Linked DNA regions of Homo sapiens: region 1 is linked to region 2. Evidence: read pairs that join two places in POLR2A ChIA-PET (ENCODE). Cell type or tissue: MCF 10A. All regions are shown on one strand. Each heading gives the region's core, and the rest is flanking DNA. Links, peaks and the distances in the headings are about the cores only. Region 1 has its middle 89 kb from the start of ELOVL6. Region 2 has its middle 18 kb from the start of ELOVL6.

Evidence for each region. Peaks named below come from ENCODE experiments on the same cell type or tissue, not always from the same donor. Only the 100,000 strongest peaks of a DNase experiment are listed, where the experiment ranks them.
Region 1: POLR2A ChIA-PET joins it to region 2 with 5 read pairs; 2 of 35 experiments call an interaction of 5 or more read pairs at or near these places.

The regions. Positions count from the first base shown.
Region 1 is chr4:110,279,647-110,296,367 of GRCh38, forward strand. It overlaps the pseudogene ZBED1P1. Among named protein-coding and RNA genes, the nearest start is that of ELOVL6, 89 kb to the left of the region's middle. RefSeq lists an enhancer at 7,624-7,713. In MCF 10A, for the core only: no CTCF peak of the experiment used is centred there; a DNase peak (open chromatin) is centred at 7,665.
Region 2 is chr4:110,208,009-110,224,729 of GRCh38, forward strand. No RefSeq gene overlaps it. Among named protein-coding and RNA genes, the nearest start is that of ELOVL6, 18 kb to the left of the region's middle. RefSeq lists a silencer at 3,265-3,559. In MCF 10A, for the core only: no CTCF peak of the experiment used is centred there; no DNase peak of the experiment used is centred there.

The DNA.
Region 1 (16,721 bases), core at 4,915-9,914, 70 kb after region 2:
ATGAACTAATGCCTTTATTACCTCTTGGGACTTTTCTGTCTTACAGGGGAAGGTCTCTGCCCAACCAGTGAAAGTATCTACCCAAACTAGTAGATACTGAAATCCCTGAGATTTGGGCATGTGGGTAAAATCTAGTTGCCAGTCTTCTCCTGGGTAATGGCCTGTTCTTTGTTCTCCTGAAGGAGCTTGGTGATAAGGCATGGGATTATTTCTTCGGCACACTTCACAGGCCCTGACTAGCTGCTTGATAGTTTTGAAAAGGCCTGGTCCAGTAAATAATGATTTGGCCATCTGATGGGTGCTATCAATGTCTAAGTGAAAGGTTTGGTGAAGGGTTTTAAGTAATTTCCATTGGTTAGCTGCAGGCAAAAGTATTTTTCCTTCTTCGGTGGCTAGCCATCCTGAGGGGAGGAAACTATGTCCTCGTGAGGTTCCCCATTCTATTTCTTTTTCTAAGTATTGGGGCTTGGTTTCCCGGAGGGGATTACCCCATACTAGGGGTCCTTCTATAAGCATTTCTAATGGAGGGTCCTGCCTTGCGGCTCTTTTGGCTTCAATATCCGCTTGGCAGTTCCCTTTTATTTCCCTTTCCTTTTCTTTCTGACCACCCCAGCAGTGTAAGACTGCCACCTCTTTAGGTTTCTGTATAGCCAATAATAATCTCCTAATAACTTCCTGATGTTTGATAGGTGTTCCCTCAGAAGTTAAGCATTCCCTTTCTCTCCATATTGCTGCGTGGGCACGGAGGACTAGGTAAACATACTTAGAATCTGTATGTGTATTTACCCTTTTTCCTTCTCCTAATTCTAGTGCCCGAGTGAGGGCTATTAGTTCTGCCAGCTGAGCGCTGGTTCCTGGAGTGAGGGGATTATTTTCAAGTATTCCATTATCACTGAGCACTGCATACCCCACTTTTCAAAGTCCTTTTTCTACAAAGGAACTTCCATCAGTATACAAGTTGAGGTCGGGATCAGTTAAGGGAACCTCTAAAAGGTTCCCTCGAGCGGCCTAGGTTTGAGAAATTACTTGTTGGCAGTTATGTTCTATCTTCATTGTCTGGAAGAAATGTGGCTGGGTTAAGAGCTGCACAACTGCGCAGTTGCTGCACTGGCCCTTCAAGTAATACAGCCTGATATTTAAGTAAATGGTTGTCTGACAGCCACAAGTCTCCTTTAGCAGTGAGTATGCCATTCACATCATGAGATGTCCACACAGTAAGATCTCTTCCCTGTATCATTTTAACTGCTTCAGATGCTAAGACTGCTACTGCCGCCACTACCCATAAACAATGAGGCCAACCCTTTGCCACTACATCAATTTCCTTACTCAGGTATGCCATGGGTTGCAAGCTCATCCCTCAGACTTGTGTAAGGACTCCTAGAGCTATTTCCTGTTTTTTCTGTGACATACGAAGTAAAGTCTTGCCCTGTTGGCAAGCTTAACACTGGGGCTTGGGTTAGGGCCCTCTTTAGGGCCTGGAAAGCTGCTTCTGCTTCAGGTATCCATCTTACTAAATGGGTATTGGCTTTCTGAGTTTCCTTAATTAGCGTATATAATGGTCTGGCTATTTTGCCATACCTGGGAATCCATATTCAGCAGAAACCTGTTATGCCAAGGAACTCTCTTAGTTGCTTTAGGATTTGGGGATGAGGATAAGCCAGTATAGGCTTGATATGTTCCTCACTGAGGGCCCTGGTGCCTTTGGATAATTTTAGCCCCAAGTATTTAAACTGCTGTGAGCAGAGCTGGGTCTTTGGTTTGGAAACCTTGTAGCCACAGGTAGCGAGGAAATTTAAGAGTGCTTGGGTGGCTTGATGGCACAAGGTTTCTGAACAGGAAGCTAAAAGTAAATCATCCACATACCAAAGGAGAAGAGTGTCCAGGTATGAGAATTGGCTCAAGTCTTGGGCTAATGCCTGGCCAAATAGATGGGGGCTATCCCTGAACCCTTGGGGTAAAAAAGTCCAGGTGAGTTGAGATGTTGCATTCGAAGGATCTTCAAAGGCAAACAAGAATTGAGAGTCAGGATGTACAGGGATGCAGAAAAAGGCATCCTTAATATCCAGGACTGTAAACCATTCTGCTTCCTCTGGTATTTGAGAAAGCAGAGTATAAGGGTTAGGTACAGCTGGGTATAGAGGGACAACGGCCTCATTGATAATCCTGAGATCTTGCACTAACCTCCACTGTCCGTTGGGTTTCTGTACTCCTAAAATTGGAGTATTGCAGGGGCTATTGCATGGTTTTACTAGGCCTTAGGCTTTTAGGTCCTTAACAATCTTTTGGAGTCCTTGTTGGGCCTCCGGTCTAAGGGGGTACTGCCTTCGGTAGGGAAAGAAGGCGGAATCCTTTAGTTTAACTTGAACAGGATGGGCATTCTTTGCTGGTCCATATTGTCCTTCTGTTGCCCAGACTTCAGGATTAATTCCTTCCTCAAGCAGGGGACAACAAACAGGTGTTCCTTCTCCTATGTTCAGTTGTATAATGGCCCCTGCTTTTGCTAGAATGTGTCTCCCTAACAAGGGAGTGGGGCTTTCAGGCATAATTAGAAAAGCATGTGAAAAGAGTAAAGCTCCCCACTCACAACTTAGTGGCTGGGAGAAGTATCTAGTGACTGGCTGTCCTAGGACCCCTCGGATAGTGACAGATCTGGAGGACAGTTGTCTGGGACAGGAAAGTAAGACTGAGAAGGCTACACCAGTGTCCCAGAGACAGTTAACCTCCTGGCCTTCAATGGTCAAGCATACCCGGGGCTCTGTGAGGGTGATGGCATGGGCTGGCGCTTGCCCCGGGCACCCTCAGTCCTGCTGCTGGATCATCTGGTTAGTGGCTTCTGACTCAGAGGACCTTCATCCCCTGGGGCAGTGGGCCTTCCAGTGATTCCCATGCCATAAGGGGCATGGACAAGGGGTGGCTTACTTCTACTTGGACAATCTTTTTTAAAGTGTCCTTGTAGACCGCACTGGAAGCAAACCCTATTAGGCATTCAATTTTCTCAGCTTTTCCCTTTTCCAGAGCCTCCATAGTCCGCTTGCCTGAGGGCCATGACTAAAGCGGTGGCCTTTTTTTTTTAATCCCGTTTGTCCCATTCTGCCTGCTCCTCCTGATCTCTATTATAAAAAACCGAGGTTGCCAAGTTCAATAGGGTTTCTAAGTTTTGTTCCGAGCCTAAGACGGACTTTTGAAGTTTTTTTCTAATGTCTGCAGCTGACTGAGTGATAAACTTATCTTTTAAGATTAGTTGGCCTTCAATAGAGTCAGGTGGCAGGGAGGTATGCTTCCTCAATGCCTCCCTTAGTCTCTCTAGAAAGGCAGTAGGATTTTCTTCCTTTCCCTGTGTTGTAGTGGACATCATTCAATAATTCACAGGCTTCTTCCTAGTTTTCCTTAGTCCTTCTAGCACACAAGTTAGCAAATGTCTGTGGCACCAATCTCCATGTTCTGATTCTGTGTCCCAGTGAGGGTCTACATTGGGAACTGCCTGCCGGCCTGTGGGGAATTATTCTCTTTCCTCTCTTGTCATCCTATCATTGACCTGACTGAGATACCAGAGATCGCCAAACTCTCGGGCTGCAGTTATGGCGGCACTTCTCTCATTCAGGGTTAGTGTCTGATTTAGCAGTAACATTGTATCTCTCCATGTCGGATCAAAGGATTGTCCTAACCCTTGTAAAACATCAATATAGCCATCAGGGTTATCTGAGAATTTACCTAGGTCTATTTTAATTTGCTTTAAGTCTGAGAGAGAAAAAGGTACATGCACTCTGGCTGGGCCAAATTCTCCTCCTCCCACTGCTTGGAGGGGGCATAATCGGGGAATTTTGGCACTCTTTGGTTCATTGTCTACCCCTTTGTCTATCTCTTTTTGGACCATTTGGGTTGAAGGGGGGTCCTTATTAGTTGGAGAAGGAGTCGGAGAGACGCTGGGGTAGGGAGGTAGGCTCTGAGGGCTTCCTGTAGGGCATAAATCACACTTCTTACAAAATTGCAAGTTGTCTCTTAATGAAAAGAAATTTTGTACATATGGCACTTCACTCCATTTGCCTTCTTTTCTACAAAAGAGTTCTAGCTGTAAGATGGTATTATAATTTATACTTCCCTCAGGAGGCCAGGTTTCTCCCCCTTGAAGAGGATATCGTGGCCAGGCGGTACTGCAGAAGAATATAAGTCATTTCTTTCTTAGCGTCTGAGGGTCAAATTGGTCCCAATTCTCCAGAATACATCTTAGGGGCATTTTTGCCTCGGGGGGAACGTTTCCCATCGCTTTTGGAGGTCCCTTTGTGGTCACCAAAATGTTACTGGGGGGTCCTTGCTCCTAGAGCTCCCAAGATGGTGGCAGGCCGCTTCCAAGGTGGCGGCAAGCCTCGTGTTCTCTGACCTGGGGTTCTTGGCCTTACCGATTCCAAGGAATAGAATCTGGGGCCACGTGGTGAGTGTTATAGCTCTATTAGAAGCCGTGGGTCATGGAAGAGAACCGTGGAACCCAGTGACTAGTGTTCAGCTCGATTAGGACGAACCCAGGCACTTAGCCATGCAGCAACAATGGCAAGCCTCTAGCCTGATCAGGAGTGGCAATGGGCACCTCGCTGGCTCAGGAGCACAGCAGACACCCTGCCGGATTCGGAGGGATGGAAGTCAGCGGTGGGTCTGCAAAGGTGGCAAACAGCAGTGGTGGACGGCGAGCAAAAGCTCAGCTTGAGCCATAACAAACACGGACCAGAAGTGAGTGCAGTTGCAAGATTTAATAGAGTGGAAACAGAGCTCCCATACAAAGGGAGGGGACCCAAAGAGGGTAGCCCAAATTTTTTAAAATTAAAAAAATTTAATTTAAAATTTAAAACATTAAAATTAATTAATTTTAATAATTACAATTTCATGTAATTAAAAATTTAGCCAGGTGCAGTGACTCATGCCTGTAATCCTGGGACTTAGGAAGGCTGAGGTGAGAGGATCACTTGAGCCCAGGAGTTTGAGACCAGCCTGGGCAACATAGTGAGACTGCTATCTCTACAAAAAAAAAAAATTAACCAGATGTGGTGGTAGGCACCTATAGTCCCAGCTACTCGAGAGGCAGAGGTGTGGGGATTGCTTGAACCCTGGAGGTAGAGGTTGCAGTGAGCCAAGACTGTGCCATTGCACTCCAGCCTAGGCAACAAGAGTGAAACTCCTTCTCAACAAAACCCCCCAAACAACAACAACAATAACAACAAAAACACATGGAGCTACATCAAACTGAAAAGCTTCTACACAGCAAAGAAAATAACCAAATGAAAAGATAATCTACAGACTGAGAGAAAATATTTGCAAACCATTAATCTGGCTAATATCCGAAATATATAAGAAATTCATACAACTCAATAGCAACAAAACAAAACAAAAACCCAAAAAAGCTGATTAAAAGATGGGCAAAGGACCTAAAATACATTTTTCCAAGGAAAACATACGAATGGACAACTTATGAAAAGGTGCTCAACGTCACTAATCATCAGGAAAATGCAAATCAAAACCACAATGAGACATCACCTCACACCTGTTTAGGATAGCTATTATCAAAAAGGTGAGAGGCAACAAGTGTTGATGAAGGTGTGGAGAAAAGGAAACCTTTGTCCACTGTTGATAGGAATGTAAATTGGTATAGCCATTAGGCAAAAAACTATGGAGAGTTCTGAAAAAATTAAAAATAGAGGCAAGGCATGGTGGCTTATTCCTCTAATCTCAGCACTTTGGAAGGCTGAGGCATGAGGATCACTTGAGCCCAGGAGTTTGAGGCTGTAGTGAGCTATGATTGTGCCACTGCACTCCAACCTGGGTGAAAGAGAGAGACCTCATCCCTAAAAAAACAGACAAAAAGGAAATAAAATCAGTATCTCGAAGTGATATCTGCACCTGCTTGTTCATTTCAGTATAATTCACAATAGATATGGAAACAATCTAAGTGTTAATTGGCAGTTAAATGGATAAAGAAAATCACACACACACACACACATACACTGTGAAATATTAGTCAGGCTTAAAAAGGAGTAAATCCTGCCATTTTTGACAACATGAATGAACTTGGAGGACATTATGTTAAGTGAAACAAGCCAGACTCAGACTCAAATATTGTATGATCTCATTTATATGCAGAATCTAAAAAAGTCCAACTCATTGAAGAAGAGAGTAGAGCAGTGACTACCAGCTGTTGTGGGGTGGGGGAAATGGGAGATGTTGGTCAAAGGTTACAAACTTTCATTTATAACATGAGTAAATTTTGGGGATCTATTGTACAGCATGATAGCTACAGTTAATAATACTGTATTGTTTACTTAAAATTTGCCAGAGAGTATGCCTTAAGTGTTCTTATCACACACACACACACACACACAGAGTACATATATATGGTGATGGATGTGTTAATTAATTTGATTTTGGTAATTATTACACAAAGTATATGTACATCAAATCAACAAGTTGAACACGTTAAATAGATATAATTTTTCTTTGTCAATTATACCTCAATAAAGCTGAAAAAAAAGAAATATAACATGAGTCACAAACGTGAGCCACATTGTAATTCTAAATGTTCTAATAGTCACATGAAAGAAGTAAAAAAAGTAAAATTAATTTTAATAATATATTCTATTTACTAGTATATTAAAATCATTACCATTTAAATATGTATTCAGTATAAAATTATTAATGAGATAGTTTACTTTTTTAAAAATATTAAGCCTTGGAATAAGTATGTATTTTACACTCATAATACATCTCAGTTTGGACAGGCCTCACACTTCAAATGCTCAGTGTGTACCGTATAGGACAGTGTATCTTTAGATCACTGTTGTCAATATAAAAACAAAATATGTGAAAATCTTTATTATAACAATTGAATTCATGATTTTCCTCAAATGAAGGCAAAGAAATAAAATTTTATGAAATAAGTATACTATAAAATGATTTATATGGTGTATGTGTCCTTATTTTATTATTCAACTACACATCAATAGAATACTCAGATATACACACGTGTGAATATATTAGTTGTCTTTGATGTTTTTCAGGCACATAAAAAGCATAACTTTACATGTTTTTTTACTTAGTCACTATAAAGTTATATTTATCAAGGTAGGCACCTAAAACATTTTATTTATTTATTTATTTTTAAAGTAACCAGTTTATTTTGTTTTATTGGAGGGTGTTGATTGGGCATTTTGTTTTGTTTTGTTTTGTTTTGCTTTGTTTTAGAGTCGGAGTTTTGCTCTGTCATCCTGGCTGGAGTGCAGTGGAACGAACATAGCTTACTGTAGCCTCGAACTTCTGGGCCCAAGGGATCCTCCTGCCTTAGCTTCTGGAGTAGGGGGCACTAGAGGCGCATGCCACCCCACCTGGCTAACATTTTATTTAAGAGTTTACTAGGCCAGGCACAGTGGCTCATGCCTGTAATCCCAGCATTTGTGAGGCTGAGATGGGAGGATTCTTTGAGGCCAGGAGTTCGAGACCAGCCTGGTCAACATAGTGAGACCCCATCTCTAAGAAAAAAAGGTTTGCTAACTTGATTTCCAACACTTAAATATTTGGGCATATAGTAGGCATTCATCTATAACCTTGCCACAGGCCCTGCAAAAGTTGGACTTGGGCCTGGCTTGGAACTCTGCTTTCAAATGTTGGCATGACTCATTCCCTCACTCCTTTGAGAATGAGCTCAAATTTCGTTTTGTCAGTGAGAACCGAAACTGTATACACCCACATAGCTTACTGTGTATATTTACAGGCCTTTGTTATTCTAGGTTTCATCAACATAGCTTTACTATTCTAGGAAACTCTTGCTGAAGAAGATAAAAGTTGTGAATAACATTATCATTCATTTCAGCAATGTCCCAAAAGGCCATCAACTCTTCATGAAAAGCATCAATTTGTTCCTCCAGTCATGGGAGCCATATCAAAACTACAGTTGAAACCCCAAGACTGCTTGAACCCAAGACTCTTTGAAAACCTTGCCTTTACATCTTCACTTTGCTGTGACCACGAATCTTAAACTATTAAGTCATAATCCTTACAGAGTGTTAATTAAGCACTGATATCGGATAAGATCTGTCTTAAACTGACTTAGAGTCCCAGTAAATATCCTGACTTTGTTCTCCCTCTTCTGAGATGCTCTAAGATTCTGTGGAGGGAGTACTCCCTTCCCAAGATCAATATAAGCTCAGCTTTGTCTTTTCGACAGGTTGTCATAGTGATAATTTGGGGAGCCAGCATTCAGGATCAGTAAGTCTTTCTCTGAACATTCTTTTTTTTTTATTTTTTTTTTGAGAAGGAAGTCTTGCTCTGTCACCCAGGCTGGAGTGCAGTGGCGTGATTTCGGCTCACTGCGACCTCCCAGGTTCAAGGGTTCAAGCGATTCTCCTGCCTCAATATCCTGAGTAGCTGGGATTACAGGTGCCTGCTTACCACGCCTGGCTAATTTTTGCATTTTGAGTAGAGACGGGGTTTCACCATGTTGGCCAGGCTGGTCTTGAACTCCTGACCTCAGGTTTTCTACCCGCCTTGGCCTCTCAAAGTGCTGGGATTATAGGCATGAGCCACCATGCCAGGCCTGGTCTTGAACTCCTGACCTCAAGTGATCCACCTGCCTCGGCCTCCCAAAGTGCTGTGATTACAGGCGTGAGCCACCGCGCCCAGCCTAGTCAAATTGTTTTATATAAGAGAATGTTAATCAAATTTTCTGATCAGGTGATTTTTCAAAAGCTAAAGCATTATATCAGAGCTTATATCAGTAAGAGTAGCCGGGGATGTAGAGGATATTCTAAGCATAAATCTTTCTGATGATCTGGCTTTATCCCAGAGATGTGAAATTAATAACACATCAGGGTATAAAGAGAATATTCTTTCCACATGAATATCATTTCTCATAAAGGAGTTTTTACAGAAAATTAGCAACTTCTCTGGAATTAAAGGAACATCGCTCTGTTACCCAGGCTGGAGTACAGTGGCGAGATCATAGCTCACTGCAGGCTTGACCTCTCAGGCTTAAGCAATCCTCCTGCTTCAGCCTCCTGAGTAGCTGGGACTACAGATGTGCACCACCGCACCCAACTAATCTTTAAATTTTTAATTTTTTGTAGAGACGGGGTCCAACTATGTTGCCCAGGCTGGTCTCAAACTCCTGGGCTCAAGCAGTTGTCCACAGGCTGCAGTTTTAGTTCATACAGAATTGTCCTCAAAGAATGTCATAGTCTGGGCTACATTTTGGACTTATTTCCCTTTCTTCTTTATGGGGGATGTTCAATCTGTGATTTTCTGAGTTCCTCAGATGAAAGGCTTCTGCAAGTCTGTGAAGGTTTTTTAAAGTCTTGAATTTAAGATGAAGAATTGTTGAAATTAGTCTGGGACATCTGCTTTGATGAAGAGTCTTGACAGCCAATCAAAAGATAGCAGGTTTTCAGCTTCTCTTTTTAGAACCAAGACTATCTTGAACTTACTCTCTTTGAGCAGGATTTTTCTCTTCATCATTTAACACGGAAAGAAAAAAGGGATGGAACAGGGTGAATTGAAGCTCACAAGGACATGCTTGAAGAATTATGGGTGTACAAGCAAACTTCAGGGTAGGAGAAAAAAGAATCATGGGCGAATGCTTCCTTTAACATTTTACTAAGTGGGGTTTGGAAGGCAAGAGAGAGGTGAGGAAAAGACCTGAATCAATAGAATGGATGTAGAGTATGTGTTACTCAGGGTCCAATAAGGAAAGGAGAAACCATAACAATTATTTTAACAAGGAAGTTTAACATAGGGAATTGAGCCAGGTGCAGTGGCTACGCCTGTAATCCTAGCACTTTGGGACGATGAGGCGGGCAGATCACTTGAGGTCAGGAGTTTGAAACTAGCCTGGCCAGCATGGTGAACTCCATCTCTACTAAAAATACAAAAAAAAAAAAATGCCTGGAGTGGTGGTGGGTGCCTGTAATCCCAGCTACTTGGGAGGCTGAGGCAGGAGAATCGCTTGAATCTGGGAGGTGGAGGTTGCAGTGAGCCAAGATCCTGCCACTGCACTCCAGCCTGAGTGACAGAGTGAAACTCCATCTCAGAAAAAAAAGGCTGGGGGGTGGAACTGGTTAAAAGGGTATTGGAGGGAATTCAGATAACACAGAGAGTAACTGCAGGAAGCAGCTTGCATTCCATAGTAGTGGTAGAACCAAGAGAAAAGACTGGGGTTCTCAAAAGCTTATGCGCTTGAAGGAGAGGCACTGTTAGAGCTGCTTGGCTTGTGCTGTTATCTCTTGGCTTGTGATAGGTATCATTATGAGGCTAGTTCTAATAGGTGGAAAAAAGCTAGAATCTGGAATCATTTGCTTCTGCAACCAGCTGTGCTTCTGGGGTGAGGATGCATTTCTGTGGTGACCAGAGAATAATAGAAAGCAAATAGAAAATTGTGAATTCCTTCTCCCTCCTCCTGCTTTCTTGTCTCCCTCTAGTTTCTTCTACCAGAAGAACTTAACAGGAAAACAGATGGTAAAGGAGAAAAGTGTTTGCAGAATCCTAGTCCCAGCATCACAGAGCTAGAAGAGAAGGTTTGAAGCTGAGAGACAATAGCTTAGTAACTAACACAGAGATGCCAGATGTGGATACAAAGAGAAGAAAAATCTGAAGACTGAATTATGAGAGAAAAACTAAGAACTAGAGAGGAGATACATTTAAAGATGTATTTAAGAAAACTACATTAACTGACAGTGCATTTTGGAGTAGGGTTGCAATAAAGTGCTGTGATTTTATTTCACTCTGAGTATGGAGTAGTAGTTCAGCCCACCCAACAGGGTCAATCCAGTCACAGTTGCCTTACTTGTAGATAAAATGAAGTAAGATAAGCCTTAGCTAAAATAAAGCAGCCAAATAAAAAAAATAGAAACTATTAATACATTTAATAGATTCTCAAATGGTCAGGGCTCTTCCCTGCTTTTTTTTTTTCTAAAGTAAAAGCAACCAAAAAAATAGAAAATACTTGTATTGTTAAGACTAAGATGATAGTGAACAAGGCCACTCATACTAGAGAGTATTTATGGGAAATGTTTTTGTATGGAACCAGATAATTTAATAATAGCCACTGTAATGGGTGATCTCAGACAAATAACATCTTTGGGTCTTTTTTTCTTCTTTGTAATACATGAATTGAACTAAATGAGTTTTACCCTCTCTTTTAGCTTTTGACTGTTTATGTATATTAAAATGACTGCTTTTCCCCCAAAGAGCTATTATCTCAGGTATTTATAGTCTAAACCCAGAGAACGGGAGATTCTCTTTTAGTTTTGATTTTATCATTCTTGAGAAACGTTTTTGTTAACACTTTGGAAAATATAACCACAGCGTGCGGAACTGAGCAATAGCAGGCTTCTATTTCATTCCCAAATCCTTGGATAACAGGATTCAGTGAACGGCAATGGTACCAAAAATTATGAAAGTGATGAGTCAAGACAAGTACACATGGCACCCAAGGAAATCTCAGTTTTAATTTCATGATGTGACAAGTTCCGTGCCAATTTTCTCTGTTAGATAATATATTCAGTGTTTTGAGAATTCCAGGCACTTGAAAATCTTTTCAACAAGAACACTATAAAAAAATACAAAGAGCCATTTGAAAAATTAGTTTTTGACTACAAAAATCTTAACTATGTGAGGTAATAAATATGCTGATTGGCTAGATCTACTCATTCCATAATGCATATATACTTCAAAACATCGTGGTGTACATGATACATATAATTTTTTCTGTCAATTAAAAAAAATAAGGTTATTTATTAAATAAATACATGGAGAGACATACAATGTTCATAGATTGAAATGTCCAGAATAATAAAGATGGTTTTTGCTGTCTGCCTGGGATGGCCCTGCACGTCTACATAGCTGGTGCCCTGGTGATTGTGGCACAGCTGCCTGAGGAGCTGCCTGAGGAGGGGTGGTGCCTTCCCAGAGCCGGGTCCCCACGAGTGAGTGGAAGTTCAGCAGGCAGGGTCTTGTGGAGAAGCAACAGAGAATAAAGGCCTGGAAATCTCCCAGATAGACCTGAAGTTACAGGCCCACCTCTACACCCATGGCAAGATGTGGAAGTATTGCAGCTTGGACACCGATACCAAGTCATGAGTCTTGCCATGGAATAAAATCTGCTGCATCTGCCTGGTGCAGATCACCTATTCTGAAACACCTCCAACCTGTCCTGCCACCTGAAGGAGATGACCTCTAAGAGTTTTACAGTCACCCAGCAGATGTGGGAAGCCTTCACTCCCACCTCCTCCAAACCGAAGCCCAAGTCATCCCAGCAGTTGTCGCAGGACCCACTGGCCACAAAGGCTGGCCACAGTGATGAGAGCAAGCAGTAGCAGGAACTGATGGCCACGTCCTTGGGCTCATATGCAAGGGGCAAGGATATCCAGTGAGGACGAGCCCACTTTCAAGGTGCTGGCCGACCCCAGGTACCAGCTCCTGAGCAGGAAGTACATCTCCACCAAGGCCATCCCTGAGAAGCATGGAGGGTCAGAGAGGTGATCCTGAAGAAGCCAGCCAACGCCTTTTGGTGTGGCATCTCCAGGGGCAAGTGGAGGAGTGAGAACCAGAATCGAGTCTTGGTGATATTGGCTGTCCAGTTCCTCGGTGTTAGCTCCCCCGACAGCCTGTATGTGGGTTCCGGTGCCTGAAGACATTTGAGGTGCTCGAAAAGAACACAGCGGAAACCATCATGCCGGTGCTCTTCATCAAATGGGGCATCAACATCAAGGAGTGCAGGGCCACCACCGACTATGGCAAGGACATCATGAAGGTGTGCCCCTTGCTCAACATTGCTGTTCAAATGCCTTACTTGTGCAGACCTCCTATGCTGGCATCAGCAGGCTTTCCAGCTCCCTAAACTGGAGAGCCTGCTCTCTTGGTGCTGTCCACCGGTGGACTACTTCCAGCAGCCCACCATGGCCTTTGACATGCTCTTGTGGAGAAGCAGACACAGCAAAACAGGGACACTGCATGCTGGTGAGCAATCATCTCCTGGTGGGGAAGCATACTGGCCATGCTGCAGCCGCTCAAAGAGCAGCAGTGCGTCATCCCTGGTGTATCTGAAGACAGCAACAATCACAACCTGATGTTGGAGGCTACCAAGTGGTCCACCATCCAGGGGCTGGTGGAATTCCTGCAGCTCTGCAAGCAAGTGGCCAAGATACTGTCTGCCTTGAAGTATCCCACCATCAGCACAGTGAAACTGCTGTTTCACATGCTGCTAAATACCACGTTCAACAACAAGGAGACTGACTCCAAGGAGATCCCCATGGCCAAGAGGGTGATTGCCAAGGAGCTCTACAAGACCTGCTAGGAGACGCCTGAAATGGGCATGTTTCCAAATGTCACCATCTTCCTGGACCCACGCTACAAGAGGCTGCCCTTCCTGCTTGTCTTCGAGAGGCAGCAGATGGAGAACTCTGTGGTCAGGGGCCAAGGCCTCCTGGACAACGTCAAAGACGGCAGCTACCGGCTGGCCAATGCAAGATCTACCCTTTGCCGGAAAAACGTCCCGTGAAGAAGCTCACGGGGACGTCGGTGCCTCAGCCCTCCTGCATGATCAACAGCATGCTGGCTGAGATCTGCCGCCAGACCAGCGGCCTGGAGGACCAGGAGGAAGGGCATGCCCAGGTGGTGGAGGAGATGAGGGACTTCAAGTTTTAGAAGGTGCTTGGCCACCTGCGTTGTGCTGGAGCATCTCTTTGGCTCCGCAGCCAAATGGTCAACACCAAGAGGAACCGGCTGGCCCCTAACAAGCAGGTCTTTCTGTACCTGAACGAGCTTAACCAGGCAGAGGCGGAGGCAGAGCCCGAGGCCCAGGACAAAAAGCAGTGGGGCTTGGATAGAGAGCAGGTGTTCCCTTGGGAAACGGTGTCAGCCAAGCTTCTTTGGCATCTGGGATAGTGGCTTCCTATAGAGAGGAAGCCTTGTCTTATGAGTCATAGCCTCGAGGTAGTCTGTTGGATGCATTGCTTGTAAATACTGTAAATATAGCTTGGTTTTGAACCTCAAAGACCAACCGTGGCCTTTGAAATCTAAAGGGAAAGGCGGAAAACAGAAAGAGATGTTAGAAGAAAGAGATAAAGGCTTTGGGTTGATGGGTCCTCTTCTCCTCTGGTCCATCAGGCAACTCCTGCTTGGGAGTTGCCAAGGGGAAACTCCCCAAGGACAGCAGAACCTGGAGGAGGTTTTGGATCACAGACACTTGGGACATGGCACAGGCACACCATTTGCGATTTCTGATTGAAGTTCTTCCTGGGAGGGTTTAGAATAAATCCAAGAAAATTCTGGGTGGAATCATCTGAGGGATTTTGGAGATCTCTAGATGAATGAATTCATGTTTACTTTTTTTTGAAATGGGGTCTCACTCTGTAGCCCAGGCTGGAGTGCAGAGATGTGTTCTTGGCTCACTGCAAGCTTCGCCTCCAAGGTTGAAGTGATTCTCATGCCTCAGCCTCCTGAGTAGCTGGGATTACAGGTGTGTACCACCACACCTGGCTAATTTTTGTATTTTTAGTAGAGGTGGGGTTTCACCATGTTGGCCAGGTTGGTCTCGAACTCCTGACCTCAAGTGATCCACCTGTCTCAGACTCCCAAATTGCTGGGATTACAGGCATGAGTCACCGCGCCCGGCGATGTTTACATTTTAATGGAAGCAGAGACCATGCTTCTGGGAGATTTGAAAGAGATCCTTTAGCCCAAATGTCCTTCCTGCAAAAGAGAGATCAGTTTTATGTTTGGTTAAACGTGTGAATAATGAGCAAAAAATGCAGGCACTTTTAAAACACAGGGGAAAAAAGGCCTTGAATGTGTTGTATTTTTGGCATGTTGCAGGCAATTAGTCTTTTTATCTCAAAATTCACTTTGTAGACTTGGTTCCTGAAAGACAAGTCAGGCCAGGCGCAGTGGCTCATGCCTGTAATCCCACCAGTTTAGGAGGCTGAGGCGGGCGGATCACCTGAGGTCAGGAGTTCGAGACCAGCCTGGCTAATATGGCGAAACCCCGTCTCTACTAAAAACTACAAAAATTAGCTGGGCGTGGTGGCGAACGCTTATAATCCCAGCTACTTGGGAGGCTGAGGCAGGAGAATCACTTGAACCTGGGAGGCAGAGGTTGCAGTGAGCCAAGATCGCGCCATTGTACTCTAACCTGGATGACAAGAGTGAAAAACTCCATCTCAAAAAAATAAATAAATAAATAAAGTCTCTTAAGAGTTCCTGGTTTTCTTGTGTGTCTGGTGCCTGAATGCTTCAGTGTCCCAAGAATCACATTTTTTGGGGGGTTGGAGGTGGCTGTGTGAGAATAAGACCCCTCCTTTCAAGTGCTATTTTAAAACTTGCACACAGCAGGCTTTTTGGCATCAATAGGGGTGTTTTAGATTTGATTGCTGGAAAGAATTCTTGAATTCTCTCTTTTCAACTCAATACTATAGGGGAAAACTACCACTGATAGTTTCACTATGGGGGTCCTTATGGGTTGCTTCTAATGATTCAGGGAAACAGACAATTTCCAATACTTAGAAATACTTTTTAATCTGGAGAAAAAAATACTTCCACTGAGTGACAGCCTTGCTCCACCAGAATCAGCACATCTCTTCAATTTCCATGTGGGATGATTCTGTGCCTCCGTGAATACAAGCCAGGTTGGAAAGGTCAGTGTATAGAGAGGAATGAAGTTTAGAAATGACACATTTCAGGTATTGGCAATATTCTGCTGGAACCCCAAGATCTGATTGGATCATGAAGTTTAAGCAGGAAACACCTGCGTTTAATGGCTGGTGACTTTCCGTGGCTGCAAGCAGTGTAGAATTTTATGTCCCCAGTGGCTGTGTGTTTGTAGAAAATTGTGTGGGAGAAAGTTACTTAACCTGTGCTTTGTTTTTAAGGAAAGTGATTTCTCCACAAACTTTCAACCATCAGCTCTGAGTGTTCTCAGTAGAAGGGTGGCCAGAAGGGACATAATGGGGCATGCTTTGGGATTTGTCTCCCTTCTGCTCAGAGGCTGGAAATGCAGGGCAGCACATGCCTCCGTGGGCTCTATTTTGTAGCACTGCAAATGTTCCCTTCACATTTCTTAAAATCATTTGCTTTTTGTAATTCATTATGAAAATGTGTATTGCTCCAATGAGCTGCCTCTGTCTGTCTCATTTTTATTTTTAAGTCATTGTTGCCCTCCTTATTGGTTATCTTTTCTTTATTTAATGTTTTAAAATTTGACTCATTTGATAAACCAGAGAAATAAATTAGCTCCTAATTTTAAAAAATAGCAAATATAATAATCCCCACCCAAGTAAAATTAATTTTTGAACTTCTGAAATAGAAATTCTGGAGAGGGAAGATGTTTTTCTATCAGTGTTCTGCTGTTTTCTGTTTGCTTACGGCATCATTTGTTTTCCTTAAGTTACTATTTCTTAAGCCTGAGAACCACGGATACCTGAAACTATATCTGCAGACTCCAGTAGGAGAAGTCTATTTTAAGTCATACCATAAACTTATCAATGAATCAGAGGAGAGATTATCCTGATGACCTAGCAAGAATCAATGAGATTTTTTGCACTGTCACAGATAAGTTATTGGTTTGTTACTATCTTTGTTTTGTTTGTTGTATTAATTTGTTACTATTTATTGTTGGCATGCAGGAATGGAAAAACAGAATGAAAGTTATTTCTCCTGTTGTGTTTCTGGATGTCAAGCCAGCTCTCTGTGTTCTG
Region 2 (16,721 bases), core at 6,720-11,719:
TTGTGTATAGTGGCATACATTAGTAGTAGTAGTCTCAGCGACTTGGGAGGCTATAGTGGGAGGATCTCTTGAGCCCAGGAGGTCAAGGCTGCAGTGTGAGCCATGTCATGCCACTGCACTCCAGCCTGAGTGATAGAGCAAGACTGTCTAAAAAAAAAAAAAAAAGATAACTGTGCATATATTTATGACGCATATTACTCTTTCAGCCTACGGCAAGCTAAGGACCTGTTGCAGTAAACTCAGAATCACTAAGTCCATGGACCAGTATGGGAAGTCCTGATGTAAATTTAGCAATCCTTGGCCAACATAATCAACACAGAGCCAGGCTTTATTAGTTATCTACAGTATGTAGGGCATCTATTGGTCCAGATATCTAAAGAATACCTGATCCCTGTTTCCTAAGAGAATAGGACTCAGGTACCTACTTAGCTTGCACCTGGGAGTTCTGATCCAAACCCCCACATCACCCCAGGATTACATAGCTATTTCCACAGTTCTAGAGATTTCTAAACTGAAAAACAAACCTCAAATGGGTGGATTTATTTTTTCTTGCTTCCTAACTAGTTGACCTGTATTTACCCCACGGGAGATACAGGGATCTGAGTCATAATTTCTTCATGTATCTTCTTTGGTGCCCGCAAGCTGACATTAAGTCTGAGCAAAGGGCACAACTGGAAAGGGAATACTACTCTTTTTTTTTTTTTTTTTTTTTTGAGATGAAATCTCACTCTGTCGCCCAGGCTGGAGTGCAATGGCACGATCTCGGTTCACTGCAACCTCTGCCTCCCGGGTTCAAGCAATTCTCCTGCCTCAGGCTCCCGAGTAGCTGGGATTACAGGCGTGTGCCACCACATCTGGCTAATTTTTTTGTATTTTTAAGCAGAAACGGGGTTTCACCATATTGGCCAGGCTTGTCTCGAACTCCTGACCTTGGGATCCACATGCCTCAGCCTCCCAAAATGCTGGATTACAGGCATGAGTCACAGTGCCTGGTCAGAAATACTACTCCAAATACAGTTACATGTTGCACTTTCATTCTGGTCCTACCTACAGAGGTTGTCAATACAGGAATCGCATCTGATTTTTTCCCCCTACTGAACTTTGCTGTCCACCTAATTGCAGAAAAAAATTTAAGTCTGACACCATTGTGTTTTGTAAAAAGGAAAGGCTTTTTTGGTGTGTTCTTAATTTTTGCAAATAAAAAATTAATCCAGAAACTAGTAACTGCCTCAGAAGAGAAAAATCAATATTCATTTCCTGACTATTTCACTTTAGACCTCTCTGAACATCACAATTTCTAGGAAGAAAAATATATCTGGGTTACAATTCCATCCACTAATTCTGACTTTGGGCAAGTTGCTTACATTCTTTAAAACATGTTTCCTTTGTTTCTTTCTTACTTTCTTTTTAAATATAGAAAGTGGGAATGATAATGGTACAAACTTCACAAGATTGCTGTGAGGATTAAATTAAATCATCATCTATTAAGTTGGTTAATACCTGCCATAGTTGATAAATTCTCAAGGAATATGAACCTCGGCCCTAAATACCATATTCCTATGATGAATTACTAGGGGGATACAAATAAACCTGTCCCATAAAATGTATTGTATCAACAAACATTCCTTATTGATCTTGGAGGAATTTGAGGTACATATAAAAGATACTAAATATTTTATAAATTAGAGGAGTACAAATAATTACATAAAAAGAGACTTACATCCCAAGGTAGATACCTACAAAAGTTTAACTAAAAGAACCATGAGTACAACAGTTAAGAGGACCAAATTGGATTTTTAAAAAGTATAAGAAGGAAATGTGATAGGCACTTACAAGTCCAGTTTTTAGCCGGGCACAGTGGCTTACGCCTGTAATCCCAGCACTTTGGGAGGCTGAGGTGGGCAGATCATGAGGTCAGGAGATCGAGACCATCCTGGCCAACATGGTGAAACCCTGTCTCTACTAAAAATACAAAAATTAGATGGGCGTGGTGGTGCACGCCTGTAATTCCAGCTACTCGGGAGTCTGAGGCAGGAGAATCGCTTGAACCCGGGAGGCAGAGGTTGCAGTGAGCCGAGATCATGTCATTGCACTCCAGCCTGGGCAACAGAGTGAGACTCCGTCTTAAAAAAAAAAAGAAAAAAAAAAAAGTCCAGTTTTACCCTGGAGTTTTCACAACACTGTAAGCAAGTGCTTTCAACACTGAAAACAGTTTCTGCCAGAAACCTGAAGTTTGTGAGTTAAAAATTTCTTTCTTTCTTTTTTTTTTTTTTTTTCTGAGATGGAGTTTTGCTCAGGCTGGAGTGCAATGGTGCGATCTCGGCTCACCACAACCTCTGCCTCCTGGGTTCAAGTGATTCTCCTGCTTCAGTCTCCCGAGTGGCTGGGATTACAGGCATGTGCCACCACACCTGGCTAATTTTGTATTTTTAGTAGAGATGGTATTTTTCCATGTTTGTCAGGGTCTTGAACTCCCGACCTCAGGTGATCTGCCCGCCTCAGCCTCCCAAAGTGCTGGGATTACAGGCGTGAGGCACCATGCCTAGCCTCTTTTTTTTTTTAGATGGAGTTTCACTCTGTCTCTCAGGCTGCAGTGGAGTGGCATGATCTTGCCTCACTGCAAACTCCACCTCCCAGGTTCAAGCAATTCTCTTGCCTCAGCCCAGCTAATTTTCATATTTTTAGTAGAGATGGGGTTTCACCATGTTGGCCAGGCTAGTTTTGAACTCCTGACCTCAGGTGATCCACCCGCCTCGGCCTCCTGAAGTGTTGGGATTATAGGCATGAGCCACCGTGCCTGGCCAAGTTAAGAATTTCACTTTGATAGTGAGTGACAGGAGCAGGCGTGGTGGCTCACACCTGTAATCCCAGCACTTTGGGAGGTTGAGGCGGGTGGATCACCTGAGGTCAGGAGTTCGAGGCCAGCCTGGCCAACATGGTGAAACCCTGTCTCTACTAAAAATACAAAAAAAATTAGCCAGGCATGGTGAGGCATGCCTGTAATCCCAGCTACTCGGGAAGCTGAGGAAGGAAAATTGTTTGAACTTGGGAGGCGGAGGTTGCCGTGAGCCGAGATCGCACCATTGCACTCTAGCCTGCGCAACAAGAGTGAAACTCCGCCTCAAAATAAATAAATAAATAAATAAATAAATAAATAAATAAATAAATAAAGATAGTGAGAGACACAGAGCAATTGAGGTCGAGGGAATTACTTTGTCTTGGCCCCTGGGGACTCAGGGCCTCTCTGGGAAAGGAGATGGACTAGATCATGAGCTTCTATCTTTCTTGTGCTTTCTTTATTTCTGATGTATTCCAATATACTTTCTCTATACACATTCGATACGCAAAAGTATTCAATAGTACAAAGATTTGTTTGCACTACGTATGAAAACCTGAAGAACTCTATTTGATTATGAAAGCAGATTTCCCCTTGTTGCTTTTAAGACCTTAGTGCCCCTAGAGGACAACTGGGCAATGCGCATATGAAGGGAAACCTAGATGCTACTTTTATTTTAATTACTGAGATCTCTTTTGTTCTCTACTTATGTATATGTGTTTTAATGAACTGACTGTTGGGAAGTTGCATTTACTCCTTATTTATGTTAATAGAAAAGAAAAGATGCATGGAAAATATCTAATGATGAATGAACCCACTTTTAAAATTTGATACTTGAATTACAAAGAAATACGCAGGCCCTCTTTTGCTATCCCTCTGATATGTTGGGTCCAAACTATAGATGAGGCCTCAAGAAAGGCATGGGCCCCAGTGGGCTGCCTTTTCCAACCGTGATCCAGCCTTCACCATCAGAGGCATCAGAGAGAGACCATGACTGGGGCTTCAGATGAGCAGAGAGTTGACTGTTGTGTAAGGTTTAGGAGGCCATTTTAACACCTTGTAATGTGAGCTTATAACAGTGAACACCAATTAACTCCTAAGGACTATCTTTTCAGCCTGTTCCAGGCCAGGTAATTTAAATGGAAAAAAAAAAGCCTCAAATATTTTTTATTATATCGAACTTCTGAAGATTCTTTCCATCTTGTTTCAGTATTAAGAAGAATTGTGTCATCTTGAGTAATTGATCTATTATAAAGAATGCCGTCAGCCTGGGTAACACAGGGAGATCCCATCTCTACAAAGAAAAAAAAATTAGGCCAGGCGCAGTGGCTCACGCCTGTAATCCCAGCACTTTGGGAGGCCGAGGCAGGCAGATCACGAGGTCAGGAGATCGAGACCATCTTGGCTAACACGGTGAAACCCCGTCTCTACTAAAAATACAAAAAATTAGCCGGGCATGGTGGTGGGCGTCTGTAGTCCCAGCTACTCAGGAGGCTGAGGCAGGAGAACGGCATGAACCCGGGAGGCGGAGCTTGCAGTGAGCGGAGATCGCGCCACTGCACTCCAGCCTGGACGACAGAGCGAGACACCATCTCAAAAAAAAAAAAAAAAATTAGCTGGGTGTGGTGGCGCAAGCCGGTAGTCCCACTCAGGCTTAGGTGGGAGGCTGAGGTGGGAGGATTGCTTGAGCCCGGGAGGTCAAGGCTGCAGTGAACCATGATTGTGCCACTGCACTCCAGCCTTGGTGACAAAGTGGATTTTGTCAAAAGAAAGGAAGGACAGAGAAGAAAAAAATAAAGAGAGAGAGGAAAAAGGAAAGAAACAAAGAAAGAGAAAGGAAAGAAGGAAGGAAACTGATCCACATCTTCATTGTTAGAACTTGGAGGCAAATCTGTGACTTGTCCTTGTGGCAAGTGTTTACCTTTATATAATACATATTTTTAACCTCATTGCCCTTCTTCTTATACTGTTACCTTATTTTTTAATTAGTTAATTTTTTGAGTTGGGTTCTCACTCTGTCACCCAGGCTGGAGTGCGCTGGCACAATCGTGGCTTACTGCAGCCCCAAACTCCTGACCTCAAGTTATCTTCCCACCTCGGTCCTTCCTATCTTGTATTAATTATTTTGTTGAATTTTATACTTTATATATAACAAGGTAGAAAACGAATGGAAGAAGGGAAAGAAGGAAGAGAAGGACGGAGTGAAGAAGGCTTACTAGTCTCAAATGCATACAAAGCAAGACTTGGAAGGAGTCATTATAGCTGCCTGTTAGAAGACGAATATCTTTTTATTGTTGTTGAGACAGTGTGCTGCTCTGTCACCCAGACTGGAGTGCGGTGGTGCAATCTCAGCTCACTGCAACCTCCACCTTCTGGGCCCAAGCAATTCTCCCACGTCAGCCTCCTGAGTAGCTGGGACTACAGGCATGCACCACCATGCCCAGCTAATTTTTGCCTTTTTTTTTTTTTTTTTTTTTTTTTTTTTTGTAGAGGCTGGGTTTCATCATGTTGCCCAGGCTGGTGTCGAACTCCTGGGGTCAAGCAATCCACCCATCTAAGCCTCCTAAATTGCTGGGATTACAGACGTGAGCCACCACACTAGTCCCAGAAGACAAATACCTTGAAAAAGAAAAGTGTGGCAGTGGAAAGAGTACTAGGCCTCCTGTCAGAAGGCCTGAGTTCTTTCCCAGTCCTGCCATTAACTTGCTGGGGAATCCTGGTATATTAGTTGGGGTTCTCCAGAGAAAGAGAACCAGTGTGATATATAAAGAGATTCATGCCAGGCGTGGTGGCTCACACCTGTAATTCCAGCACTTTGGGCGGCCGAGGCAGGTGGATCACCTGAGGTCAGGAGTTCAAGACCAGCCTGGCCGACGTGGTGAAACCCCGTCTCTGCTAAAAATACAAAAATTAGCTGGGCATGGTGGCATGTGCCTGTAATCTCAGCTACTGGGGAGGCTGAGGCATGAGAATTGCTTGAGCTTGGGAGGCAGAGGGCTGCAGTGAGCCGAGATTGTGCCATTGCACTCCAGCCTGGGCGACAGAGTGAAACTGTGTCTCAAAAAAAAAAAAAAAAAGAGAGAGAGAGAGAGATTTATTGTAAGGTATTGGCTTACATGATGGTAGAGACTGAGAGGCCCCATGATCTACCATCTACAAGCTGGAGACCCAGGAAAGACAGTGGTGTAGTTTGAAGGCCCAAGATCTAGAGAGTTGGCCAGGTGTGGTAACTTACACCTCCCAGCACTCTGGGAGGCCAAGGCAGATGGATTAACTGAGGTCAAGAGTTCAAGACCAGCCTGGCCAACATAGTGAAACTGTCTGTACTAAAAATTCAAGAATTAACCAGGCGTGGTGACATGCGCCTGTAGTCCCAGCTACTCGGGAGGCTGAGGCAGGAGAATCGCTTGAACTCGGGAGGCGGAGGTTGCGGTGAGCCAAGATTGCACCACTGCACTCCAGCACTCCATCCTGGGTGACAAAGCAAGACTCTGTCTCAAAAAAAAAAAAAAAAAAAAAAAGAAATAGAGAGCTAACGGGGTAAATTCAGCAAATTCAGTCTTGGTCTGAAGGCCTGAGAGCCAAGGATGCCAATGGTGGGAGAAAATCAATTTTCTAACACAAGCATCCAGACAGAGAGTGAATTTCACTTTTTTGTTCTACTTGGCCCCTTAATGGATTGGATGATGTCCACCTACATGGCAGGAGGCCATCTACTTTACTCAGTTCACCAATTCAAATGCTAGTCTCTTCCAGAAACACCTCACAGATACAGCTAGAAATAATGTTTAACCTTATCTGGGCATCCTGTAGCCAAGTTAAATTGAAATATAAAATTAACTGTCACACTTGGACAAATCCCTTCACCTTTCTGGGCCTCAGTTTCCCTATTATGAAATGAAGAGATTGGATAATATAGTCAGTAAAGTCTCCTCCAGCTTGAAAGTTTTATCGTTTTTTTTTCTTTTAATTTTTTGCTCTGTCTTATGGTGCTGAGAAAGTTTTATGGCTCTAAGCAGGCAAATGAGAAAGGGAAAAGAGAACTTTGACAAACTGGCTACTTTACAAACTGCATGCCACCCCCAGCCTGACCATCTCTGGTTCATGTTCTTTGAGTGTGATAGGCTCTCAGGCAGTAGATTCTTCTCAGCCAGGTCAACTAGCCAGAGTCTTTCTCAATTAGGTTATGTGGAGATCTCTTATACTTACTTAAGTATCTTGAGAAAGAGCTTTGGAAGAGATATCTGTTATAAAGTCTGATGATTTATAAACTGTCATGTATTTGAGGCCACTTTCTCATCACTTTGAGTTTTCAAAATTGGAGTTTCACTCAGGATGTGGAGGAAGAAAAAAAAATGGGATTACTGGAGATAAAATAACAGGCAAGAGATTAGATGTAAAGAGATTTAGATTAAATGTTAGGGTTTGAGAGGAGACTTGAAATGACAGTGAAAGAAAAATTTTCCAAAGCAAAAGAAGAGATATGGGGAGATAAGCAAATTAGTGACATAAGGGATTTAGTTTGCAACATCAGTAGGGAAAAAAAAAATGGAAAAGCAGAGCTTATAATCTTATTTCTTGCTATATCAAAGTGGACATTTGTTGTTTTTGCCTTTCCTCTTCTGGTAACTGTGTTATAGGACCAACGGGTTCATATGCCCACTGTGCAGGACACACCAGTACACTGAGACAGCAGGGGTTGCAGCAAAAAATAGAATTTAATGATCACAAGTCACCGAGCAAGGAGATGGGAGGGGATCCTCACATGTATCTCCCCGAGGAGTTCTGGGCTGGAGTTTTTAAGGGGATCGTAGAGGGCGAAGGGTTGGAGAATTGGGGTCATTGATTGGTTGGGATAAGAGGGATGAAATAATCAGGATATCAAAACTGCATTCTTTGGTGAGTCAGGTCTTTGTGGGGTCCCTCACACCAGTTGACGTCAGCAGTTATATCAGTATGTAGGACCTGAAAGAATATCTCAATTGGAAAACTTAATATTTTTTTCTTTTTTCTTTTTTTTTTTCGTTTTTATTTTTGAGACAGAGTGTCCCTTTGTCTCCTAGGCTGGAGTGCAGTGGCACGATCTTGGCTCACTGCAACCTCCACCTCCCAGGTTCAAATGATTCTCCTGCCTCAGCCTCCCAAGTAGCTGGGACTACAGGTGCCCGCCACCACACCTGGCTAATTTTTGTATTTTCAGTAGAGATGGGGTTTCACCATATTGGCCAGGCTGGTCTTGAACTCCTGACCTTGTGATGCTCCTGCCTTGGCCTCCCAAAGTGCTGGGATTATAGGCATGAGCCACCGCACCCGGCCTGGAAAACTTAGTATTTTGTAACGTTCAATTTGTTACCCGTATAGCAGTTGGGGGAGCTATAATCTTGTGATGGTCTGTGATTCTGAGGCAACTGGCAGCAAACAGCTACGAGGAAGCGGGTCACAGAGTGAGCTGCCTCATGATTAATGCTGAGTATGCTGCAAGCTGAGTTTACTTTCCTTTCTCTCCTTCCCTTTTTCCCTGACTAATTTATAAAGTTCATAGGGACAGTTTCAACTGCATCCCACTGCTCCTTTGGGGAAATGTGGGAAACCCCTTTATTGCAAGTATACCCTACCAGTCATGGGGCTGCCTTTCTTTCTCTCTGTCTTTCTCTCTCTCTTCTCCTTAACCACAGGTATGGAGTGGGCATTTGACCCAGGTGGGGCAATCTAAGCACCCCATCCCTGAACCCAGTTATTGTTCTAGAGGTGGGCACAAGACCCAAGCAGACCCAATCAAAATATTCCTTAGGGTTACATCATAAACCAATTCAATGAACTTTCACTATCTTCAGGGCTATTCTTCAGCGAGAAGCACAAGATGGTCTGACCCTGGTGATCCATAGATGATAGGCAGTTCATTTCTATTTAGACATAGAGCCATTATTCACTTGGTACTTATTTCTAATAGCCTGTCTATGTCTCTGAGGAGCTGGAAGTTAAGTTAAATGATTCCCTCTTTTTCAAGTCACCTAAAGGCATTCCATTGTTTCTCTTGGGATCACTCAGGGTTTCTTAGACTTGGGAGAGCTTTGCTAATGGAGGAGGGATAAGGTGTGGAGATTACAGAAAAAGTGAAGGTCAAAGAATTCTCAACTGTGAGACGCAACAAAAGACACATGTTGTTGCCAAATGCAAAAGAGACTTCTTTAAAATATGTGTCATCAAATTCTGAACTGCCAGTTAAGAGCTATACCTTCAACTCCTCCTAAAATTCTCTCTCCAGTGCACCTGAATATGAAGTTATTGTCATAAATCTCTAGGTGGCTGGAAAAGTCCTTTCACTACCAATGTCAGAAAGAGTGAAAGAGGGTCTAGCAGATTCCATGGAGTAGCAGCCAGAACTGTCCCGTATTAGTTTATTTTCATGCTGCTGATAAAGACATACCCAAAACTGGGAACAAAAAAAGGTTTAATTGGACTTACAGTTCCACACAGCTGGGGGAGGCCTCAAAATCATGGTGGGAGGTGAAAAGCTCTTCCTACATGGCAGCAGCAAAAGAAAATGAGGAAGAAGCAAAAGTGGGAACCCCTGATAAACCCATCAGATCTTGTGAGACTTATTCACTATCACAAGAATAGCATGGGACAGACTGGCCGCCATCATTCAATTACCTGCTCCAGGGTCCCTCCTACACACGTGGGAATTCTGGGAGATACAATTCAGGTTGAGATTTCGGAGGTGATAGAGCCAAACCATATCATTTCTCCCCTGGCTCCCCCAAATCTCATGTCCTCACATTTCTAAACCAATGATGCCTTCCCAACAGTCCTCCAGTCTTAACTCATTTCAGCATTAACCCAAATGCCCACAGTCCAAAGTCTCATCTGAGACAAGGCAAGTCCCTTCAGTCTATGAGCCTGTAAAATCAAAAGCAAGCTAGTTACTTCCTAGATACAATGGGGGTACAGGTATGGGGTAAATACAGCCATTCCAAATGGGAGAAATTGGCCAAAACAAAGGGGTTACAGGGCCCATGAAAGTCTAAAATCCAGCGAGGCAGTCAAATTTTAAAGCTCCAAGATGATCTCCTTCGACTCCAGGTCTCACATCCAGGTCACGTTGATTCAAGAGGTGGGTTCCCATGGTCTTGGGCAGTTCTGCCCCTGTGGCTTTGCAGGGTAGAGCTTCCCTCCCAGCTGCTTTTATGGGCTGTCGTTGAGTCTCTGCAGCTTTTCTAGGCACACAGTGCAAGCTGTCAGTGAATCTGCCATTCTGGGGTCTGGAGGATGGAGGCCCTCTTGTCATAGCTCTACTAGGTGGTGCCCAGTAGGGACTCTTTGTGGGGGCTCCAACCCCACATTTCCCTTCCACACTGCCCTAGCAGAGGTTCTTCATGAGGGCTCTGCCCCTGCAGCAAACTTATGCCTGGGCATCCAGGTATTTCCATACATCTTCTGAAATCTAGGTGGAGGCTCCCAAACCTGAATTCTTGACTTCTGTGCACCTGCACACTCAACACCACATGGACACTGCCAGGCCTTGGTGCTTCCACCCTCTGAAGCCACAGCCCAAGCTATATGTTGGCCTTTTTCAGCCATAGCTGGAGTGGCTGGGTACAGGGCATCAAGTTCCTAGGCTGCACACAGCATGGGGACTCTGGTCCCAGCCCATGAAACCACTTTTCCTCCTGAACCTCCAGGTCTGTGATGGGAGGGGCTGCCAGGAAGTTCTCTGACATGGCCTGGAGACATTTTCCCCATGGTCTTGGGGATTGACATTAGGCTACTTGCTACTTATGCAAATTTCTGCAGCTGGCTTGAATTTCTCCCCAGAAAATGGGGTTTTCTTTGCTATCACAGAGTCATGCTGCAAATTTTCCAAACTTTTATGCTCTGCTTCCCTGATAAAACTGAATGCCTTTAACAGCACCCAAATTACATCTTGAATGCTTTGCTGCTTAGAAATTTCTTCCATCAGATACCCTAAATCATCTCTCTCAAGTTCAAAGTTCCACAAATCTCTAGGGCAGGGGCAAAATGCTACCAGTCTCTTTGCTAAAACATAACAAGAGTCACTTTTACTCCAGTTGCCAACAAGCTCCTCATCTGCATCTGAGATCTCAGCCTGGACCTTATTGTCCATATAGCTATCAGCATTTTGGGCAAAGCCATTCAACAAGTCTCAAGGAACTTCCCACATTTTCCTTTCTTCTTCTGAGCCTTGCAAACTGTTCCAATCTCTGCCTGTTATCCAGTTCCAAAGTTGCTTCCACATTTTCAGGTATCTTTTCAGCAATGCCCCACTCCTGGTACCAATTTGCTGTATTAGTTTGTTTTCATGCTGCTGCTAAGGACACACCTGAAGCTGGGAACAAAAAAAAGGTTTAACTGGACTTACAGTTGCACATGGCTGGGGAGGCCTCAGAATCATGGCAGGAGGCGAAAGGCTCTTCTTACATGGCAGCAGCAAGAGAAAATGAGGAAGAAGCAAAAGTGGAAATCCCTGATAAACCCATCAGATCTCATGAGACTTATTCACTATCATGAGAATAGCATGGGAAAGACTGGCCTCCATGATTCAATTACCTCCCCCTGGGTCTCTCCCACAACACATGGGAGATCTGGAAGATACAATTCAAGTTAAGATTTTGGTGGGGACCCAGCCAAACCATATAATTGCCTAAGCCTGAGCTGCAGACAGGGATAGCCTCAGGTTCCTGAGGGAACATTTTGGTTTGCCTCTCTCTCTCTCTCTTTTTCTGTTACTCTATCTTCTCCTTTAGTTTAACCACAACCACTTCCTAGACCTTTCCATCAAAGATCTGCCATGTTGAGAGAGAGAAGAAAAATAGATTAATTTAATCACAAATAGAGGTGTGTGATGTGAAATGGCTGATATTGTGAAATGACAACTTGTATTATATTACATAAATTTCCCCTGCATTGTTATTGCTTTTTAAAAATGTGTAGTGTGGGAAACAAAAATGTGACCTTATTTCTTAAGTGAAGTTTTGCCACGTGTATCCATAGCTATTAGGTTTAAACTCTTCATGGTTCTTCTTTGGACAACTGCCTTTTACAAACTACAAGGCTGGTAATGCAGAATACATGAAGATTCACATGTCTTTTTTTTTTCTTCTTTTTTTTAGAGACAGGGTCTCATGCTGTCACACAAGCTGGAGTGCAGTGGCATGATCATGGCTCACTGCAGCCTCAACAACCTAGGCTCAAGCTGAGATGGGAGAATTCCTTTGATCCCTTCACAGGACCCTTGTGAAGGGGATGGCTCATTTACTCGCTGCTGTGCACTCAAACCCCTTATGGGAGCGGTAGCATGCAGGTGAGCCGGGGCAAGTGCTTTTGGGCTCTGGCCTCACAGCACTGTCTAGGAGTGTTAAAATGCTCTTTTAGCTTTGCTGTCTGTGGATGGCTAAATGTTAACCAGATCAGAGGAGAGTCAGGGTGACAGCCTTTTACACCCTGCCCTCTTGGTACCTGGGTTCTTGTCCGGTGTCCAGGAAGAATCAGGTTACATAGACTTAAAGGATGGTGAATGCAGGGATTTTATTGAGTGATGGAGGTGGCCCTCAGCAGACAGGGGATGGAGTGGGAAAATATTCTTCCCTGGAGTTTGGCCCTCCCACAACTGATCTCTCCGACTGTCCCCAGCTGAACTCCTCTCAACATTTAGTTGCTTCTTCTCTTCTCTTCTCTCCTCTTCTCTTCTCTTCTGCATGGCCCTGCTGCTCTACCAGTGGATCTTGGGTTTATATGGGCACAGGATAGGGGTGTGACAGGTGAGAGTGGTCTCTGAAAAGGCAACATTTGGGCGTGAAAACAGGAATGCCTGTTCCCATTTAGGGCTGCAGGTTTCCAGGCTTGAGGGTGGAACTTTTGCTGGGGAACTGCTCTCTTCTACCCAGTATTTCCCTGCCTCCTGTCTGTATTAAAGCCATCCTCCCACCTCAGCCTCCCAAGTAGGTGGGATCACAGGCATGAGACACCATGTCCAGCTAAATTTTTTTTTTTCTTTTGAGATCGAGTCTCTCTCTGTCACCCAGGCTGGAGTGCAGGGGCATGATCTTGGCTCACTGCAACCTCTGTCTCCTGGGTTCAAACAATTCTCCTGCCTCAGCCTCCCAAAGTAGCTGGGACTGCAGGCATGCACCACCATGCCCAGTTAATTTTTATATTTTCAGTAGAAGTGGGGTTTCGCCATGTTGGCCAGGCTGGTCTGGAACTCCTGGACTCAAGTGATCCTCCTGCCTTGGCCTTCAAAGTGCTGAGATTAGAGGCATGAGCCACTGCACCTGGCTCACAAGTCTTTTTGCGCTACTAGAACTGGTCTTAAACCAGATGAACAAGATGATACTTTTATGATCTTTCCCCTTCACACTGCCATTTCATTCACTCATTTATTCATATACCCATTCATTCATGCATTTAGGCCAGACACTGGGTGAGATGTTGAATATACTCTCAAAGACGCATAGGCCAGTGGAAGAAATGGACAGTTAATCTAATGATTACAGCACAGTGAAGCAAGGGCTTTGAAGGGTGTATTGTGTGGAGGTTACTTGATGGCAGAGAAGGGGTGTGCAACAGGCTGAGAATTTTTGGTAAGGCTCCCAGGGGAGGTGAGATTTGAAGAACGAATAGTCTCTGGCTCAGAAATCCCTTGTCAGAGATGTATGTGCAAAGGCTGATCTTTGCACCAGACTTTATTTGAATGGCTCCACTTCCTGTTAGTGTTTCTTTGAACAACCACAAAAACAATAGTTTACTATTCCCAGAATTGTGTTTAGTGCCTTGCATACATTATCTTACTTAAGTGTCACAACAGCCTCATGGTCTAGGTTCTGTTAGTGGTCCCAGTTTACACACAAAGAGCAGTGAAAGGGTAAGGCATGGGCGTCTTCCTATGCTCATGGAGTTGGGGTAAGGAGAGGATTTGAGATGAGGATACAGGTAGTCTGCTTCAAGAAACGACTCTCTTTTTTTTTTGAGATGGAGTCTTGCTCTGTCACCCAGGCTGGAGTGCAGCAGCACAATCTTGGCTCACTGCAACTTCTACCTCCTGAGTTCAAGCAATCCTCCTGCCTCAGCCTCCCAAAGTGCTGGAATTGCAGGCATGAGCCACCACACCTGGCCTAAATGGCATAAGATTATTAAATAAAATGTTTTTTAAAAGATGGAGGAAAGGTACCTCTCATAAGTTCTTCCTGCTAACAAGACTGCATCTGCCACTTACTAGCTGGGTGATCTGGGCAAAATACATATCCTTCTATCATTTATAAAAACAATAACAATACCTAGCCCATAGGGTTGTCATGAGAAATAAATAAACTAATATTTTTGAAAGTGCTTAGGCTAGCACCAGGAACATAGTAAGTCTCGCTAAATTAAAAACAAAAAACAAAACCCAAAACACACACACACACAATTTCTGATATAGGGTAGGTGACATTCGAGCTGAGACTTGAAGAAATTTAATTTGCAGAAAAGGTGGGAAGGCATTCCAATTTCTAATTGGAAAAACAGCACTTGCAAACATATGGAGGCATAACAATAACAATAATAATAATATCTATTGAATATGGACAATGCACCAGACCTTTTATATGCTGTGCCTAATTTAACCTTATCAGCAACTCTGCAATGTAGGTTTTATTATCATATAATATAGATAAGGATGGTACAGGTGAGGAAGCTCAAGGACAGAAGTTAGGGTGGGTATTATTAGCTCTATAATATAGTTTAGAAAATTGGGAGGTAAAATGGTAAGAGGCAGAAATGGGCATACAGTTCCAAGTCCGGCTACAGATTTTGCTTGTGCTTGGAGATTTCAATTTCTCTTGGGTGTTGGGTGTAGGAGTCAAATTAGCAGAAAATAAGATAGACAGTGGGCCAGGAGCCAAATCTGGAAGACTTTTCTGGATCATTTTAATTTTAAGGAATGTGGAGTTAATTCTTTAGATAATGAGGAGCTACTGAGGAATTTGGCCTCTGAGGGGCAAGAAAAGTTTTGCATTTTCAAACAATGGCAGTCTAGACTGCATAGTGAAGAAGGGATTTTTAAACAACAGGCTGGCTTGACCCAATAATTCCACTATTATTGGGAATACACCCAAGAGAAGTGAAAAGAGGTATTCAACAAAAATGTGTATGTGAATGTTCTTTCAGAGCAGCATTATTCATAATAGTCAAAAGGTGGAAGCACCCAAAATATTTATCAAATAATGAATAAACAAAATATAAGATAGCCATACAATGGAATATTATTTGACCAGAAAAAGCAAAGTTTTCTTTTTATTTTTTGTAGAGAATTACTGATACATACCACAGCATGGATGAACCTTGAAAACATTATGCTACATACAAGAAGCCAGTCACAAAAATCCTAATATTATATGATTCTATCTATATAAAATGTCCAGAATAGGCATATCTATAGAGATAGAAATTAGGTTTGTGATTGCCTAAGGCTAGAAAGCATAGGGTGTCAGGATCATAGGTAAGTGGTAAGTGATTTCTTTTTGAGGTGATGGAAATGTTCTAATATTGACAACTCTGTGAATATCTTAAAAACCATTGAATTGTATGTTTCAAATGGGTGAGTTGTATGTCAATTATATCTCAATAAAACTATTACCAAAAATAAATAAATAAAATAGGCTGAATACCAGCATTTAGGAGAGAAGGGTTGGTGGGGAGGAACTAACACTGTGAATGAGCCTACCAAATGACAGGCAAAGAATCAGGCGTTCACATGGCTTCTCGCATGTAGCTGAATTCCTACAACGTCCAATGCAATAAGTTTTTTTTTTTTTTTTTTTTTGACACAGGATCTCACTCCGTTGCCTAGGCTCGAGTGCAGTGGTGCGATCTCTGTTAACTGCAACCTCCGCCTCCCGGGTTCAAGCAATTCTCCTACTTCAGCCTCCCGAGTAGCTGGGATTACAGGTGCCTGGCACTGTGCCTGGCTAATTTTTGTAGTTTTAGTAAAGACATGGTTTCATCATGTTGGCTAGGCTGGTCTTGAACTCCATCTGTGATCAGTGATCCACAGTGATCCACCCACCTCGGCCTCCCAAAGTGCTGGGATTACAGGCATAAGCCACCTTGCCCAGCAGCAATAAGATTTTTTAAAATCTTCAGTTCATAAAAGTGTAAAACAGAGTTCATTGTAATTTCAAAATCTTTGCGCTTGGCATTTTCCAGAACACTCTGCTTCTATAAGGCTCCCTCTCAAGACAACTTATTTATTTAGCCCTCTCTTGGGTTCTTATTTATTGCTCATTTCTTATCCTATTCTAATTTCAATTGTCTCTCCAGGCTCTTTTCTAGGTCATTACCCTATTCAAATATTTTAATATATTCATTCAGACTTCCATATTTCTAGATAAAACCCTCTGATACTCTGCTAAAAGAGGTTTTGGTTTATTTTCATACAGCTTGCAAAATAACTTTCTATTGTCCTTTGTGAAAGTTGCCAGTACCTAAATGAAGTCACTTATGTAAAACACGAAAAAGATGGAGCCAGGAGGCCATAAAGGAAGGGCCCTCATGCACGTATACCTATGACAGAGATATCCAAAGAACTCCTCAAAACCACAACATTGCAAACAAGTTGCTGCACAAAGACATTTTCCTAACAATGGGTGTATCCATCAATAAGTTAATACCAACTCCTGCAACAAGCCCCTGTGACCAATGGTCTTTGAAAGCAAATTACCTGGATTTGTCTTTTTTTTTTTAAAAAAGCTTTCCTTTGCCCCAGTCTCTTTTGGTGGACCCATATGGCTCTGCCATGGCACAAGTATCATGAATTGCAATTCCTTGCAATAAACTCTTTGTTTTGGAGAGCCCGTCTCTCTGTTATTGTAGTTGAGACCTAAGTATG